2 separate regions of the Mus musculus genome follow, and region 2 is linked to region 1. A link is a loop called in an ENCODE intact Hi-C map of the cell type or tissue named here. Cell type or tissue: left cerebral cortex. All regions are shown on one strand. Each heading gives the region's core, and the rest is flanking DNA. Links, peaks and the distances in the headings are about the cores only.

What was found. Hi-C counts contacts between places; a loop is a spot of excess contacts. Peaks named below come from ENCODE experiments on the same cell type or tissue, not always from the same donor. Only the 100,000 strongest peaks of a DNase experiment are listed, where the experiment ranks them.
Region 2: it touches region 1 in a loop (2.0-fold over the local background); 2 of 42 quality-filtered maps call a loop at or near these places.

The regions. Positions count from the first base shown.
Region 1 is chr4:98,558,643-98,567,918 of GRCm38, reverse strand. All of the region lies in intron 27 of Patj (PATJ, crumbs cell polarity complex component), which reads right to left. Among named protein-coding and RNA genes, the nearest start is that of Gm40210, 16 kb to the left of the region's middle. In left cerebral cortex, for the core only: no CTCF peak of the experiment used is centred there; a DNase peak (open chromatin) is centred at 4,182.
Region 2 is chr4:98,668,235-98,677,510 of GRCm38, reverse strand. Patj (PATJ, crumbs cell polarity complex component) reads right to left here. Exons shown (of 44, transcript NM_172696.2): 36 at 3,124-3,317; 37 at 1,191-1,338; 38 at 184-270. Among named protein-coding and RNA genes, the nearest start is that of Gm35137, 26 kb to the left of the region's middle. In left cerebral cortex, for the core only: a CTCF peak has its summit at 4,916 (motif pointing right); no DNase peak of the experiment used is centred there.

The DNA of each region.
Region 1 (9,276 bases), core at 1,950-5,949:
TCAGGTCCTGCCCTGACTTTTCCTCAAGATGGACAATAAATGATAAGCTGGAATAAACCCTTTCCTCCTCAAGTTGCTTTTGGTCATGGTGTTTATCATAGCAACAAAGAGCAAGCAAGGAAGCCCTGTGACCTGTCACCTCTACATTATGGTCTAAACCTTCTGCCTGCCTGCTAGTTGGGCCACGTTTCACCTGTGCTGGATTCGCACAACAAAACCACACTAGTACGTCAGCAGAGAGAATGCGGCTCCGGCTGGTCCCTCATCTCACACAGCACCAGCTCAGCAAGTACATTACGCAAGTGAAAAGTAAACACAGACAGGTTTGTTTATATGAGACTGGTACAAATAACTGTGCCACAAATTATATGCTGGCGGATGGAAACATTCATATGACAAAGCTGGATGTGATAGGAGGTGCTTTAGGATGCAGGAAGCTGAGGCAGGGGGATCGCCACTTCGATGCCAACCTAAGCTACATATCAAGGTCCTGTTTAAAAAAAAAGAAAAAGAAAAAGAAGAAAACACGAATAAACAAAAACCCCAAAACGTATAATATATATGTGTGTCCAATTTCAGGACTGAAGCGATAGCTAACTGAACCGATGGATGAGGCTGACTGGGCAATGACCTCAGGGCTCCACTTGTCTCTGACCCAGTGCTGGAGTTTCAGACCTAATTCTGGGCTGGAGCTCCCAACTCTGGTCCTCATGCCTCCACAACTTTACCTACTGAGCGCCCCCTCACACACCGCCATCCAGATGCCACATCACTTTCCAGGCTGGTATGACAATTTTGCCGCTGCTTGAGGCAGTATGTCATGTAGCCCATGCTGGCTTCATACTCAGTATGTGGCTGAAGATGATCCTGAACTTCTGACCCTCGGGTCCGATCTCCCAAATGACAGGGTGACTGGGGTGCAACACTTACGCCTGGCACAATCCTCACTTTTCCCTCCCCTGGCAGACAGATATTCAGCAAGAAATGAAGATTGTGCCCTTAGGAAACCTGTTATGTAATCGCCAATTTGTGGCTTAGATCTGAAATGTCCCCACAGCGTCTGCATGAGGACTTGGTTTTTTAATGGGGCTGAGCAAGGGTGTGGGACCTGACTGGATCAAAATGGTTCTCACTGAATCAGTGAAATACTCCATTATGGATTCATAGCTTAAGGGAATTGGAGGAAAGGGTTTTGTTATGAAAGCAAACCCTCTTTGCTTCCTGGCCACCATGGAACAATTTAATATGATTCAAGCTAAGAGCATATTCTGAAGACAGTTAAAAATCACCATGGCAGGAGCCTAAAGGATAAAGTTCAAAGTGATGCTAATAGAGAGGGATAGGTATGCATTTTTTAAGATTAAAGATAAAATAGTTGATAAAAGAGGATACTTTCTTACGTTATATCTATAGGTAGAAGAATATAACAAAGAGAGATGCTTCACTTACTAATTCTTTGGAATTAATAAATGAAAGTTTTACAAGTAAAGTACAAAAAGACATCTAACTCCAACATATAAACTCAAAAACCTCAGGTATATGAGGAAATGCTAAAAAATGCTTCAAAAAGTTCACAATAGCAAATTAAATGGAATATTTAGGGCAGGGGTTGTAGACCAGAAGTGGAGCCCATTATGTGAGACCTTGGGTTCTATCCCTCCTACATCCCCCAAATAAATGCTCTATTAAAATAGCAAATGAGACATTAAATAAATGAGGTTATCAAAAGAAAACACACTAACACCCAGCCAGGCATGAAAACTATCAATAGCCTCCACAGAGGTGAAAACACACACAGGGGTTGTAGTGCTGGTAGTCACGGCCACTCCAAACAACCCTCAGTCTTGCTATATGCAGCTGCCCAATGTGACATAGGTGCTGTCTCAGGGTTACCATTGCTGTGATGAAACACCATGACCAAAAGCAACCTGAGAACAAAGGGCTTATTTCATTCACAGTTCCATATAACAGCAAGGACAGGAACTTAAACAGGGCTAGAACCTGGAGGCAGCAATTGATGCAGAAGCCATGAAGGGGTGTTGCTTACTGGCTTGCTCAGCCTGCTCTCTTATAGAACCCACATGTGCATTCAAATTCCATATGCTTTATATGCTGGCTCTTTATGAAACATACAGAAATGTACAGTGAGGGAATCAACATAAAATCATGCTACTATGCTATTTTACAACAGCAGCAGCAGCAACAACAACAATAAACTCACCTGGTCGTTCTGAAAGATTCAAGATGAAATTGATCAAAGTGGATTCAACTGTTTAGCTGTGTAAGTCAGTCATGACAAAGACTCTCCTTTGGTAAACCTCTATGGTCTCCAACGGAGAGAACTAACTGTGTGATGCCCAGGCACTCTGAATGAACATTGAATGGACTCTTAGAGCTGAGGTGGTAAACAGAATTAAGTTTAAATGCCTGCTGAGTCACTGTGTCTCGAGTTTGTGGATCTTTTTTACATGCCAAACCTATCTGTCAAAGTAAGGTCTCCTTAAGAGCACATGTTCCCTAAAATAACCTCAAATACAGGTGTCCAGATAATGCACAGGGAAGGAAGAGAGAACCATGCTCTTGTTTTCAATGCTTAGTTAATGATGTCTGAAATGAATTTTGAATTGATGACAAAGCTGTTCTTTTCTTCTTAATTTCCTCTGCCATGAGGGAAACTGCCATTTGAAAGTAAGTAATGCTTTTCTCCTGATGACATTAAGAAGAAACAAAAACCAAAAAGTACTCAGTCTCCACTGGGATTCCCAAGGAAGAGGCCGACACCATCCTCTACCTTTCAGGTTGCTTCTCTTAGTTACTGCCAGCGAGGGTACCAAGCACAGCTCGAGGCGCAAGGGAGCACTGCTCAACCAGTGCTGCCTGTGGATGCAAAGCACAGAGGCAGCTTGAAAACTGGCGTTCAAGTCGCTCCAGCTAGGGATGGTGAAAAAGCTCTCAGGACTGCAGCGCCTGGGCAGTGTACCAGCAAACTTGAAGACAGGATAGCCAAACATCACCAAAAGTGGTCAAAAGTCTCTCGTGTTTTTCAAACATACGCATCCAAAGCCCTACTGTTAACCTAATGCACCTCAAAACCTGATTCTCATATTAATCAGGTAGGGTCTAAAATGTAGATTTGTTAATCTTACTTCGTGAGACTAGAAGGTTAATTTTCCCGGCCTGAGTTTTCAATTGCCACAGTTACACACTCACTGAGTCAATGAACAAATATGAATGGAATCCACTTCGCAGTAAAGTTGTAAAACCAAAGGAACTCATCCCATGAAATCTGTCACATATACACACATGACTAGTTATAACTCTGAGAAATAAAAGCTTCAAGAAAAAAAAAACCTAGGGGCGGAAACTATTTATTTATTTATTTATTTAGTGCCTCCTCCCCAGGAGTCAAGCTCAGAGCCTTACATATGTGATAATACCCAATACTGGAGCCACACCCTAGTCTCCACCACCTATTTAGTGAGTGAACAGGAAGATGAATAGTGTCCACAGCTGCAGTCAACTGAAGATAAGACTAGTTGGTACACAGTGCTGGAGCCCTGGGCCACTTCAATGACTCTGCATCAAGCTTGCTCCAGTGCTAACTTACTTAATGCTAACAGACGAACTAACAGATGTAACATCCAGTCACGCCCTGGACTTTTCACTTTTATAGACAGAGTGGAGCATCTTGCATCACTTGAGGGTTTACTGACAGTTTGTGGGGCGCCTGGCAAGTTGCAGAGGTGCTGGTGAATCTTCCACTCCACTTTCTTCTCCTCTGGAAAGAATGATCTATCATCTCCGTGTTCCAGACTTTAGAAAGAAGGCTCAAGTCTTAAGTCCCTTGCCAAGGGTGAGCAGCCGGTAGCTGATGAGGTTGTCGCCCAGCTCTAATTGAGTTCTTGTTCATTCAGCCCACTGCTGCCAGTGCTTTGGTGTGCTAAGCTCAGGCTACACCGACTGAAAGGCACACGCACAGGCTGCCCTATGGCTCTTCAACTGCTCTGCAACCATCCCAACACCACTCCCAAAGGACAGAAAGCCTATTTCAGATCTAAAGTCACAGTGTTGTTCCAAAGAATGCCTCTTTCACTTAAAAGTGGCACCATTCCATCTTTAGATTTATATTCAAAATGTATTACTGTTAGGGATGTGGTGGTGGTGGTGGGGGTGAAGTTCAGTGGCAGAGTGTGCTTCGCACGTCCTAGGCCCTGGCATCTCTCCAGAATAAAGCTTATACTTAGCAACAGCAGCATGGCCAAATGCCAGCTCAGGACACTCGACTAACATTTCAGCCCCTGCATTTGTTATCCTACAACTTATTTTTAGATTCACAGCTTGAAGAGGATAAAAGAAGACGATTCTACTTCTTTGATATACTAATTTCTGTATTTTCCCCATCCCTGGGAAAGATGAAACAAACCGTGTAACTGAATTCTGTTTTACAGAGAAAGAAGACTTTAGAGGAAAGGCCTTATAAAAGGCCATGAAGTTGGCATATCCAAAACTTAAAATAAATTGCTCTCTACTAGCTCATCTTACATTCCCCTAATGCTGTTTTTAAGAGAGACTTTAGGTCTGTCCCTCAGTCTGAGGTGCTATGTTTAGAAATCCTACCTCCTCACAATAGCTCCTCACATGAAGGCGACCTCACCACTCGCTCTGCCCCTGAGTCCTTCCCACACGGATGGTATGATTGACAGGCAGCTGAGACAATTCAGCCAGAGCTCGGTTGGGTCTCCTGCACCCATGGGGTCCAGTCTGTTCTGCTTGCCCTTAGATGATGGGGGATCAGTGGCAGTTCCGAAGCTCCCTCCACACTTTTCTTATTCATTCTAGCTTTCTCTTTGAGATAGGTCCTGCTGTGTGACACAGGCAGGCCTTAAGCTCAGGACCCTTACGTCCTCTTTAAGGAGCTGCAGCAGCGCTCACCCAGCCTGTCCACCTGGGGACTGGTCAGTGTAGTCACTGCCAGCGCTCAGCACGCAACACCCCAAACACAGCAGTTGGCCCAAGAGAAGTGCACTAGGAGCTGCTGATAAAACTGCAGAAGAGAGTCCTGCTACTCAGCCCCTCAGGCAGGTCACTGGACCCAGAACTCCTCTTTCTTGATTGAAGCCAAGGATGGTTCCTCTCTGACTTACTCCCTCTCTCTATTACGTGAGGGAAAGAACTAGGGAGGCAAGAACCAGAGGACAGGGCATGTAGAATTCCACCTAGTGTGGCACCATCAGACCATCTTCTCCAATCATCTTTCTGTTTGCCTGTCTTTAAAGACAGTTTTCTGATATTTTGGATCTTCATTTCTAAAGGATCCAGTGTCATGTGAAATTTTAGATCAATAAATATTGTGACTGGGACCAGAGAAATGGGTTAGAAGGCAAAAAATGCTTGTTTCCAAGTTTGGCAACTGAGTTCAGTTCCCAGGATACACATCATAGTAACAGAGAACCAACTAACTCAAGCAATCCTCTGACCGCCATGTGTACCCCATTGCACATGAACAATAAATAAACTACGAAAAGTTTTTAAAAATGTTCTCTGTTAGTTTGACTTTTTGTCACAGTCGTCTTTGCTATGAACCTTTTGATGGGCAATACAAAGATACAACTCTTCCCCCATACTACATATTAAATGTGGTGCTTTTGAAAAGAAATAGTGACTGGGCCCCAGCTGATGAGATTCCACACTGGTGAACCCGGGCATTGATTATGAACCTGTTTCCATGAGAAGGTACCGATGTGATTCCTGTGGGTCACCATAGAATCTTCTCCCATGCAATGCAGTACATTTCCCAGTAAAGATCCTGACAGTCAATCATGATAATCCAGATATCAGGTTGAAGGCAGCCCTTCACAAGTACCATCTCAGCAAAATTCCCTGTCTCTACTACCACAACTCAGGATTAAATACGAGATTCCTTTGGGCCACACAATGAAGAACTTTAAAATCCTAGCCACTTCTTGCTTCCTCCCGACGTTCAAGTACATCCTCCACCAATCCCAGAGACAAGCAATTCCCAGTAATTGTATTCTAGTCAGTAGGTTTAATGAAAGGTGAACTATAGTTTCAAAAATGGGGAAAGAAAAGTCAAGTTAGCATGTTGGCCAACCATCAAACTCAGTGTGTATCTCTGAAGCATCAGGACAACATTCCCTAGCTCTGAAATTTCAATTCTAGGCTGCCAGTCAGCACATGTCTGGAGCCTCAGACATGTGGTTTTACAGCAAGGGAACCCCATGTGGGGCTGAGCTCAGGCTACCACAAGTCCTTTCCATGACAACTAGCATGAACACCGTGAGCAATGTATTATTATCAAGTGGTAGAATTGAGCATACTGTTTTGTACTAATATCCAGCCAGACTCTCTCATAAAATGACAACTTAAAATTCATATATTCTTTTCTGTATACACAAACATATATACATATCCAGACATAAAAAAAATCACAAATTAAATACTAGTTTTAAGCAACAAAAGGTTGTTATAAGATACAGAATCTTACCACATCTGATTACAGTCTGTGTTCTTCATTGTGGTGCTGGGGTGAACCCAGGCTTCCTACATTCATGCTAGACAAGAATGAACCATTTAGAAACCAGCTCAGTTATACCATCCTTTTGTTTATTTATTTATCATTTACTTATTTATCGAGACCATATCACTGCATTGCCTATGTCCCTGAAGAGTTTCTTGAATTCAAGAATCTACCTCCACCACCCAAGAAGCTGAGACCATGGGTACCCCCAAACAGCAAAGGCTCAACTGTTTTGTTGACGTTTTTATTGCGTGCATGACAAGCTCCCTACTTCCCAAAAATACAGAGCTTGACACCTGAGAAACTGGCAGAAACAAGGTCACTCATTGCCCTGAAGCAGGAAATGATGCCTAGAAAGATTTTTTGATCAATTCTCAAGCAGGTTGTTAGGGTCACTGCAGAGATGCCCAGTCTACACTGGGCCTAGGAGCATGTTTCCCTGAAAACACAAGGCTTCAGAGGCGACCCTACACAAACACAGTGGCCATGTTTATCACCATCAGAACACACTCCAAGACGATTTTTATATTAAGTTTATTCCTTTCTTTGGAACTTATTTCCTCTCAAAAGTATTCAATAAAGCTGTTTTATTTCTTCAGTTATTCTGTACCAGTACCTAAGATGGAAAGATATTGTTTCTCTAAACACCTCCACAGAATTGTCCCTTCAAACAAGAGAAGCGACGAGGAAATAAGTATCCATCTTCCCTGTAACCCTGACTCACGCACATACCCTGAATGAATATCAGATCAGTATCATTGGATAGAACAGTTTTATAGCTCTGCTCAGCAGTGAAGTTTGTTTTAAACTTGGATGTTTCCACTCCCGTGATGACGTTATTTGGAAAAACAACAACAAAGACAACCCCCGCCCCCGCCCCCTAATCGCCAGTTACTCATAATTCTCTATCAACACACCAGATGTCTTTTCCTTGTCCAAGAAAGCCAGAAGGATTTCTCTAGTGGGTCTTGGAGTGCTTTGCCATCAGCACAGGATATTAGGTGTTGCTAAGTAACAAAGCCTTTCTCCCAGAAAGACACTTAATTCAAGCCACTGCCTAGTATTTTAATAGCAAATGCTCAACGCACTGGAATAAAGACTCAAGGCAGTTTCAGATGGTTTAGCTACTTGATCTGCTTCCAATAACACAGGCACACAAAGGCAGGATTATAAACATTTTTGCCTGTGCAGTAAGTACAATAATGTCACTTGTTAAAATCAGTTATGATGGAAATCCCAGTCTTTTTTTTTTCTTATTTAATAAACAACCTTTAATTTTCAGAGTTAGTGCACACAAGCTTGAAAAGTAAAAATATCTGAAGGAAAAATCACAGCACAGAAGAAACAAAATGGTAGCTCAAGTGGCAAATCTCAGGTGAAAAGTCACACCTAACAGAAAATGATAACAACATATTAGTGTAAAGAAACTGATATTACAACCAAAAATGCAGGCTATGTAGTATAGTCAATATTTTTGCCAGCATGCATGCAGGCTTGATAATGTTATACAAATCTATATGGGAAATTAACAATCAGAACATGAAACCATGAAGCCATTAAGCACAAGAGTAATGAATATACATGTTGCTCTTATGTGCTAGACAGTGCTCCTAGGATGGACAGCTGAACTCCTCTGGTTTTTATGAAGATTCAGATAGGAAGGAATCCTCAGATTTACCAAAAGGGAGGTAAAGCAAGGTGAGAATAATGGATTTCAGTGTGACACAGAGCCAGAGAGTTGGCCTCTGAAACCCAAAATAATGTATAGATGGAAGAGATGGCCAAAACTACACAGTATTTCTATTTTAAATAATTTCCTTCCCTTTACACATAAAAACTGATTCTGTGTTAGATACAAAAATAAAATTAAATTAAAAATAATAAAATAAGAGAGACAACTTGAGCAAGAATCATTATTTTCTGAAGACAGCACACAAGGTATGTGTAAGAGTGTGGGTGGTCTCCACTAGGAGAGATATCTACAGTTTTCCCACTAGGTGCATCAAAACTAAACAAATCAACATGCTTACAAAAAAACTTACACGAGCTTTATACTAGTAATAAAGTTAAAGTGAACCTTTCTTGTTAGACATAATGGTTACCATTTGGCACACTCTAAATCATCGATGGGAACCTTGACAAGACGCATTTACAGTAAAACAACAACACACAACAACAACAACAGCAAAACAACCCAAACACATAAGAAAAATGAGACAGAGAAGCAGAAAGACTTGATCAACAGGCTGGGAGTGCTTTATTGGCACAGAAAGCCTCAACTTCTCCTCAGCATGAAGGTTATTCAAGCTTGGAGAGGTGGAGGGACAGGTACGCACACGCACATAGATGCACAAACACACACACAGACACACATAGACACACACAGAGCTACCAGGAAATTCCAGCTATGTTTTGCAGTTGGCCTGGAAGCAGGGTGCTTGTTTCATCCGGGAACATCGATTCCTTGCTCAGCTTCTCTAGCACAGGAGTCCAGCTGTGTGCTCCTGCAGCTGTATTTTTAAGTAGTGCATATGTGTGTATGGAGTGACAAACTATTTAGGAATGAAAAAAAAATAAAAGAAAAATAATGTATAGATGAAAGAAATGCAGAAAAACTCAGTTATTGTTAAATCTTGGTAGACATGATAATACATGTCTTAGTTAGGAGTACTATTGTTATGATGAAACACCATGACCCAAGCAAGTTGGGGAGAAAAGGGTTTATTTGGCTGGCACTT
Region 2 (9,276 bases), core at 2,423-6,422, 110 kb before region 1:
ATAAAGGAGAGAAAAATTTCTTAATGAATTTCCACCCCACCTTCCATTTTTATTTCACACACATGAAAGCACACTGAAGCTGGTGTTGTGAACATGCAGCACGGAAGATATCATTTCTAAATAACCGTGTATGAAATGGAAACTTTCCCCCAGGAGGCACATAAGGGTGAGAGAGTCAACAACCTGGCTGTTCTGCGAGGTCTTCCGAGAGGCGGCCCAGGAACCGGCGCGGAGTCTCCCAATCTCCAGCTGGACAAGGCCCTGGACACACTTGGGAAGGCAAGAAAATCAGAAGTGCGATGTGGCAGCATTTATGATCTAAAACACTAGTGCAGGCCTTCAGCCATCTCTGCAGCAGAGGTTTACCAGAGGATAACCAGGTCACCAGGCAAAAGGAGATCCAGTCATCCAAACCCCAGACAAAACAGCAACGCAGCACCTTCAAGTGCACTAAATGGATTTGATATCAGTGTGCCTTTCTCCCCTTCCATCTCCCTTCCGTCTGACGAAAGTGATCATAAAGAACGCAACAGTCCGGAAGTGGGAAACAGCAGAGAGGGAAACCCAACAAGAGACAGTTCACAAATCCAGGCCCCTTGAAGAGTGACTGAGAGCTGTACCAGGAACACGATTATTAAACAAACCCTCTGTGTGCACAAACTTCCACAGTTGCTTGAAGATCCACTGGTTGCAACCAGAGAGGAAGGAGTTCCAGGAGGCAGAGCCCCTCAGCTGAGAAGTCTGAGCTGCAGGCTTCCCCAAGCTCACCAGAGCCCAGGGTGGGAGCAACCTGCCCCAGCAGAGCTTAGTGACTCTGCTTTCAATAACCAGTCTAGCTGAGCTTTAGCATTCCCTCCATCACTAAGTTGCGGTTGATTGATACCGAGGAGAGGGGATGGACTCCCTGCTCTAGGAGAGCGCACACTGTCCAATAGGCTGGATTACCAACAAGTCTGGCAGTTAGAGCGCTCACTAACACGAGCAACTGCCTCAAATCTCCAGGCAGCTTCCTCTGTCTGCTTAGCCATCACGATAGCGTTCCTTTAAATCTGTTCTTGGACATTTGGAACAATCACACGTTATATTTTTGTAAGAACATAGCAAAAACATCCAACTAAGGTCAGGCGCACTGGGACAACTTTGTGAGCATTGATCATCATGGCTAGGTGGGAAGCCGCTTAGGGACTCACCTTCAGGATGGTGGCCACTGTCTCCTGTGAGGCGTGTCTCATGTCCTCTCCATTCACAGACAAGATCTGGTCTCCTCGAATTAACCTCCCATCGAGGTCTGCGGCCCCGCCTTTCACAATGTCAGAAATAAACACTCCACTTCCACTCCTGTTAACATCACCAAGCATTGTGGGATTGGCACAGCGAGGTAGTTATGAATTAAAACTGGACATTCTTTATAAAGACTAAAGATCTAAGAACTAGAACTCAGAAGTTCTAAAACCAATCCATCAAGTCCACTGCCATCCACTAACTTTCTAAATAATAAACTTTATGCTTAGATTATGCCCATTTGTGCTATGTATTGTACATCTATCTTTGCCTACTGTACTTCTATTTTTATTGGTGGTGATACAAACTCTGGTGTGTGTGTATGTTTGTGTATATGATTTTGTGATACAAAATAGTAATTTACTTTATTATTATTATTATTATTATTATTATTTTGAGACAGGGTTTCTCTGTGTAGTCCTTACTGTCCTGAAACTTGCTTTGTACACCAGGCTGGCCTTAGAGATTGGCCTGCCTCTGCCTCCCAAATGCTGGGATTAAAGATGGGTACCGCCATTTACTTTTTAAAAGGGCAGAATTTGTGGCCTGGCATATAGAGGTCCAGGGCTGACTGCTTTCTGCTGTGAGTGTGGGTCTGGGGTGACCCCAGCACCCCACACAGACACAAAGTGAGCAAGCTATTCTCCTAGAGAAGAGCCTATAGCTAGTAACTTCCTTTTCATAGAATATGAAATCATTTATTAATTGCTCATATATTTACATTAATGTATTCATGTTTATGTGGATATGTGCATGCCCGCACACTCATGGGCAGCAAGAACAGCATGTGGGACTCGGTACTTTTCTTTCAGCATGTGGGTCCCAGGAACCTAAGAAGTCACCACTGTGTATCCTGAGGGTTAAGAAGAATCATCTGAGGAAGGTGTTTAATCACAGGGACAAGCCACATGTGGCAGAAGATGGCTTTTCCATAGAGGTGTATGAATAACAACAATGGAAGTAAATTCCCTTCCATCCACTCTACCTGGGCAAAACACAAAACACACTCTAAGAACAGGAACAAGTCTGTGCTTTGAAGGAAGTGAGGTCACAACACTCTTGCCTTTTTTTTTTTTTTTTTTTTGAGTTTTCTTAAAAGCACTCAGAAACTTCCTCATATAACTCCATTCTTAAATGTGTTCTGACAATTGAAACCTGTTAATGAGCTGCTATACATTTCTTCCATTCCTTAGTTACTGCAAACATATGCAATAAACATCTGCAAGCACACCTTTAAGGAATTATGGAATTGTTTGTCAAAAGGATTTGTAAACTTTAAGAGATGCATCTGACCCTTCACAATGGAAAGTTTCATGCTGAGGAATATAAACGATCCTTTCAGACCAAGTCTGCAGTGCAGGTGAAGGAGGGTCACCTCATCTATCTATCACCTGAGAGCAAAGAAGAACACTGTGTGTGGTGCTGCACACCAGTCATCTCAGCTAAGACAGGAGTGCTGTGAGTTTGAAACTAGTCTACACAGTGAGCTCCTATCTCAACAAGCAACCCAAACTAGAACCTCCATTCTCTGCTTGGGATGTCCCCAGGTAAGAAGAGAGCAGCTGAGCACTGTCTCAGCAGTTGCTCTGGACTCAAGTGTGTAAGAGAAACCCACAGATACTGCCCTAGGCAGCCACTCTGATCCTTACTGTGGAGCTGAGTGCAGACTCAGCAGCCCAGCTAGAATCAGGTGTGCGCACTGGGTCTAGTTGTATCTCAACATGACACATCTTCAAAACCCATCACTCGTTCACTGTAGGTTTTCTCTTTCAGCGTTTAAAAGCATTAGTCCCCATATGAGGAAAAGGAAAGGATGACCCCGGCTTGAAGGCCCATCCTTACCGTTTCCCAACAATGCTCAGGCCTAGTCCTCGGCCAGTCTTCTTCTGCAGGTCCACAAGGAACACCTCCAAGTTCTCCTCGTCTCTGTACTGTGCTTCATCTCTGTATACCACCAGCCGCACCTTCTGGGGGGTCTGCCTCAGGGCTGTGATGGCTTCTTCATGGCTGGAGCTCCGCAGATCAACCCCATTAACCTGTAACAACAGCCATCCTGAGACGGGTGTCTTACAACAGAGGCTTCAGCCTGCTGCTGCTCCTTGATCCAACCAGTGAGAAATCTCAACAGCGTTCCAACTACATTCCCAGAGTGCACCATGTGAGCATCAGGAGTAGCAGCTGCTTCTCACTTAAAGATGCTACTCCACAAAGAGCAGAGGGTGGGCTGGTGCTGTGGAATATATTTACATAGCTGCGAACTTCATTGTGGAGATAGGGGAGCTGGTGTATGTGTGTGTGTGTGTGGTATTGCATGTGTGTGTGGTATTGCATGTGTATGTGTATGTGGTGTGTGTGCAGTATGCATATGTGTTGTGGGTAGAGTGTGTGTATGGGATGTGGGGTGTGTGTGTGTGTACCCCTATTTATTTACTTATTGAGGTTGAAGAGAAGTAGCTAGTACAGTTATCAGCCCAGTTAGTATCCATGGGCTGTTTGCTGTTATACTTGACATCTTTGCTCTTTTTGATTTGTCTGTTTGTCTTTGACTCTTTGCAATGGTCTTACTGTGTAGCCCTGGCTGTCATGGATATGCTACACAGACCAGGGTAGCCTCAAACTCAGAGATCTGCCGCCTCTGCCTCCTGAGCACTGGGATTAAAGGTCTTCATGGTTACAAATCTGGCTGGCTCTTCACTCTTAATTGCTCAGATTACATCATCTTTAGAAGTGGCCCAGAAGGAAATAAAGGATAGGTGTTTCCAACAGCTTCAAAGAAGCCCTTGAAGACTTCTCATTTGAATCTGATGGCACGGGCACAGAGAGGCTACCACCAGAGAACTATGTTACTGGGGACAGTTAGCAAAGACACAGTTCTGTTGGCAAGTCACACGAATGTGGGCAGCTCAGAGTCCCTGAGTCCCATTCTCTTGTTCTGTTATACGGAGATCTAGCTAACCTGTTTTTCTAAGGAAATATTTCCATAGTGCTTGTAATGCCAGTCCTTATGGATCCACCCCCGGCTTCATTAGTGAACATTAGCTGCATAAATACTTCTGATATCTCCACATATACACATAATGTACTCTGTTCACACTCATCCCCTTATTACCTTCTGTACCAACTCTCTTCCTCATCTTCCTCTTTCCAAATAGTTCCCCTTCCACTCATATAACTTCCTCCCACCTAGACATACAAGACAAACCATGATACTTGACTAAGTCTGACTTATTTTGTATACATGATGCTACCCAGTTCCATCGATTTTTCTGCAAACTTATTTGCTGGATTTCTTGTTCTTTCAGTGTGTGATTTTTTTAGTTCTTCAAATATTCTTAGTATTGACCCTCTGTTGTATAAATAGCAAGCAAAGATTTTTTTTTCTTACTCTCTCTTCTGCTCTGGTTAACAATGTCGTTTGCTATGCAAAAGCTTTCTAATTGGATGCAAATCTGTCCTCCCCCCTTTCCCCTTCTGAGACAGGGTTTCTTTGTGTAGTCCTGGCTGTCCTGAAACTTGCTCTACAGACTAACCTGGCCTGGAATTCAGCAGAGATCCTCCTCCTGCATCTGCCGCCACTGCTTGGTGTCCGTTCATTTCTTTTTTTCCTTTTTTCTTTTTTAAAGGATAGATATTATATATAAGTACACCAGAAGAGGGCATCAGATCTCATTACAGATGGCTGTGAGATGTGGTTGCTGGGAATTGAACTCAGGACCTCTGGAAGAGTAGTCAGTGCTTTGAACCACTGAGCCATCTCTCCAGCCCAGTTCTTTATTTCTTAAGTGACTGGAGTCTTACTCAGAAAGTCAATGCCTATGCCTACTCTTCAGTTGTTTCTCCTCTTTTTCCTACCAGTTTAAAGTCTTGAATTATGACTCTCTTAGTTACTTTTCTATTAATATGATAAGAAGTTACCATGACAAGGCAACTCACAAAAGAAAACACTTACTGGAGCTCGCAGTTCTAGAGGGTTTAAGGCCACGATCATCACAGTGGGAAGATGACTATAGTCCGAAGTCCCAAAGTCTTCCAAAGCCCATCATGGCCCGCCATGCAGTAATAGCCCATTCCTTGATACCAACTTATATCCTGGTTACTTTTCTATTGCTGTGACAAAACTCCATGATCAAGGTAACTCATAAAAGAACAAGTTTATTGGGCTGACAGTTTTAGAGGGTCAGTCTATAGCTACCATGTCCAGGGGTGTGGCAGCAGGCAGGCAGGCAGCAGGCAGGCAGGCAGGCAGGCTTGGTGCTGGAGTAGTAGTTGGGAGCCTTTATCTAATCTACAAACATGAGCTTGAACTTTTGAAGCCTCAAAGCCCACCAGTGACACACCTCCTCCAACAAGGCCACACCTCCTAATCCTTCCCAAATAGTTCTACCAACTAGGGGCCAAGTATTCAGATATATAAGCCCATGGGACCACTCTCATTCAAAGCAACACAGCGGTATTGGATATATATTGAACTGATAAATAGGGTGAAGCAAGAATCTAGTGAATAGCCAGTTTTTTTTTTTTTTTAAACAGACACTGTTTTTCTTCCAGTGTATACTTTTTGTCTATAGCCAAGCATCTGTTTTTGTCTTGGCACTAAGTTGTTTTTATTATAATTGTTATGGATATTTACTCGTACACTGCTTATACCAACACCCTGAAATATACACTGCTACCATTTCCATTTACAGATGAAGAAAACAAGGCATGGAGAGGCTATGGACCTTGACCAATGTCACACAGCTAACAGGTAGAGGAGCAGTCAGCATATGAAACCAAGCTTTTTTTCTTCCCAAATGGATATGTGTGTATGTGTGCACGTGCGTGTGTGTGCATGTGTGTGTGCATGCATGTGTGCGTGCGCACACGCACTAACATACAGAAGACAGAGGTGACATTGACTATCTTCTATTGTTCTTTTCTACCTTATATATTGAGGCAGGGTCTCCCACTTGAATCCAGAACTCACCAGTTTGGCTAGTCTCAGTAGCCGGCTTGCTCTGGGGATGCTCTGTTCCCACCTCTCAGGGCTGGGATTACAGGCCGTGCCTACTTGCTACTTCTGTGGGTGTTGAGGAGCTGAACTCCAACCCTCATGCTTACACAGCAAGTGGCTTGCCCACCAACTCATCACTCTGGTTCCTCACCAAGACAATATCTCTACTCTAGTCCTTTCACCATGCGGTCTCCTAGGTAAGCCTGTGAACAAGTTATTAGAGGAGGCGCCACAGAGTTCAATACACTCGATGTGATTACTGAATTTCTACAAAGAAGAAACTCAGGGGCAGGGTAGCTTTGGACTCAAAGTTAGCCACTCCCTCCAGGTGACATCTTGGCAAAGGCTAAACAAAGGGGAGACTGGCTCCCACGTGGCCAGGTAGAGGCAAGAGTGGAAGAGCTCTTGACATGTGACTTCCACCTCTTGTTCTGATGCAGCCCTGCATGGCCCCTGCCTGTCTTTGAACTCAGCCCCTTCATCTGTTGCAGTAAACACAGGCATGTTTACTGCAGGACAGAGACGGGCGGGCTGCAGAAATCCTGCAGAACTGTTTTCCTTGTGTAGGAAAACACTCACTGCTCCTTCAGGCCACTAAACGCTTTCCTATGTTAGTGAAAAAACCCACCAAACAGAGTGAAGGCCGTGCCTCTAGGAAACTTGAATGGATTACTTTCCTAGGGTCCAATAGATGGCACACAAGACCACTTCTGTTAGTTAAAACACAAAGTAACCAACCTCAAGGACTGAAGGTGGACTTCGTAAGTCTTCTCAAAGGCCTCAGCAAACACACGGATAATTGAAGGCACTGTCATTGAATTCTAACGTTACGAAGACAATCTCTACCAAATTCAGGCACTAAGGGGCCTGCTCAGCTCAGAGCGACTTCAGCCCCGTTTCCACTCGCTCAGGCGGCATGACCACACAAGCAGTGCGGTGCAGCCTGGACACTGTGGCACCATTCCACAGTCCTCAGAAAAGCAGGCTTAGTCACAGCACTGCTCACTTGTGGTGGCAGGAGCAGCCTCCTGCTTGAGAAGGGCTCTTGGAGGTGTCACTGTCATCCTTTCAGTAGGATGGCATGCTACTCTCGGTTTCCTGAGATCAGCTGTCACTCATTCCTGCCACTGTGCTTTCGGCCACAGGCAGTACCTTTGGAGCTGTAAGCCAGATAAGCCTTTTCCCTTAAGCTGCATTTTGAGGTACTCTGTTGTGCCAACAAGATGAATAATTATGAACAGATAACATTCCAGCCATGGCAGACCAGCTTGCAGAACACAGAGGACCCTCCTGAGCAGAAAATGTACTTACAGAAGAAAGCAGGAAAGCAGCTATAACAAAGAGACATAGTAGTTTTTAAAAATGATATTGTGGATGGACTCCAAGGCCCCTCCCACTGAGCCATGTGCCCAGCACTTTAATGTTTCTGACTGGTGTGGTGGCCGCTCTCTGAAAGCTAACAACTGAGAAACAGGTACAGGACTATTAGGAATTCAAGTCTGGCAGCCTCTGCCAGCCTCAACTATAGTCTGAGGCTAGTCTGAGCTACAGAATGAGGTTCGCTCTTAAAACAAAAGCAAATGTGGCTTAACTTGTGCTGATAAGATGCCTGGTTGGGTAAAGTCACTTGCCATCAAGTCTGATGACCTGAGTTTAATCCTCTGAGCGCACATGTACACACGTGTGTTCATATACATTATAGGGAACAGATGAATAAAGGTTAAAAGAGTTTTTGTTTATGTTTTTATTTTTAACTAAATCTCACTGTGTTGACTACCCTGCCCTTGAACACACTCTAAATCTCTGGCAGGCTTTAGACTCATGCAGCCTCCTGAGTGCTGGGACTATAAGCCTGTACCAACAATCCTAGCAGCAATCCTAGCAGTACCTAGTTTCTACTGAGGTATAACTGATATAAAATCAGGTATGTATATTTGCATTAAAAAACTATTTTATATGTATTGGTATTTCACCTACACATATGGCTATGTACCACATGTACGTCTGGTATCCACAGAGGTCAGAAGAGTGTTGGATCCCCCGGCACTCATGTTACAGATGGTTGTGGGTACTAATAATTGACCCCAGGTCCTCTGGTTTTCCCATGCTGTGAAATGCTGAGTCAACACTGAAACTCCTACATTAATATTAAAGCCATTAATCTTGAAATGTCAACTATAACAACACTGAAATGGCTAGAAAATCTAGGAAGAATAAAACAGAAACCAGAAGTCCCCCAAACTTTTGACCACTAAAAACCAGTGTTATTTGCAAATGCATCCATGCTAATTGTCAAAGATGTTCTCCTTGTTATCTCATCTCATCCACTAGGCCTTAATAAGTGCACCGGGGACACCTCCCAAGCCAGGGAGCCACAGACCCATGACCTGCAGAGAAGCCCTGCACAATGACCTGACCTTGATCTGCACTTAGCCGGGATTCTTCCCACCTAGGTTTCCCTCTTACTTACACTTCTGTTTTCCTCTTGGAAGGCAGAAATGAGCCACTAAGGGGGAGAAATAAAATCCTGTGGTGTCATTCATAATATGTTACATCAGAGATACAAAGCAAAAACTGCACATGCTGGCCATAAACTCTACCCCATTAAATTCATCCAATGAAAGAAATAGATGCTAAAGTCTCGCACTATTGAAAACTGTTTTAGTGCCACCTACCAGAGTGCTTGGAGCTGAATGGCGGGTGTCCTGCTCATCTGTCCCCAGCATCACAGGGTTCACTGTGCCACCATTTATTTTTAACATATTAATCTTATCAATGGAAGCTATCTCAGTGCATGAGTTTTGCTTCTCCTACTTTTGAAGATTGATTTTTCTTATTTTAATTATGTATATCTGTCTATGTATAGGTATGTGATGTGAGTGCAGATGCCCTCAGATGACCAGGTGTCAGAGTCTTCCGAGAATGTTGCCTTACCTGGGTTCTGGGTATCTAACTGGGTCTTCTGGAAGAATAGTACATGCTCCTAACTGCTGAGCCATCTC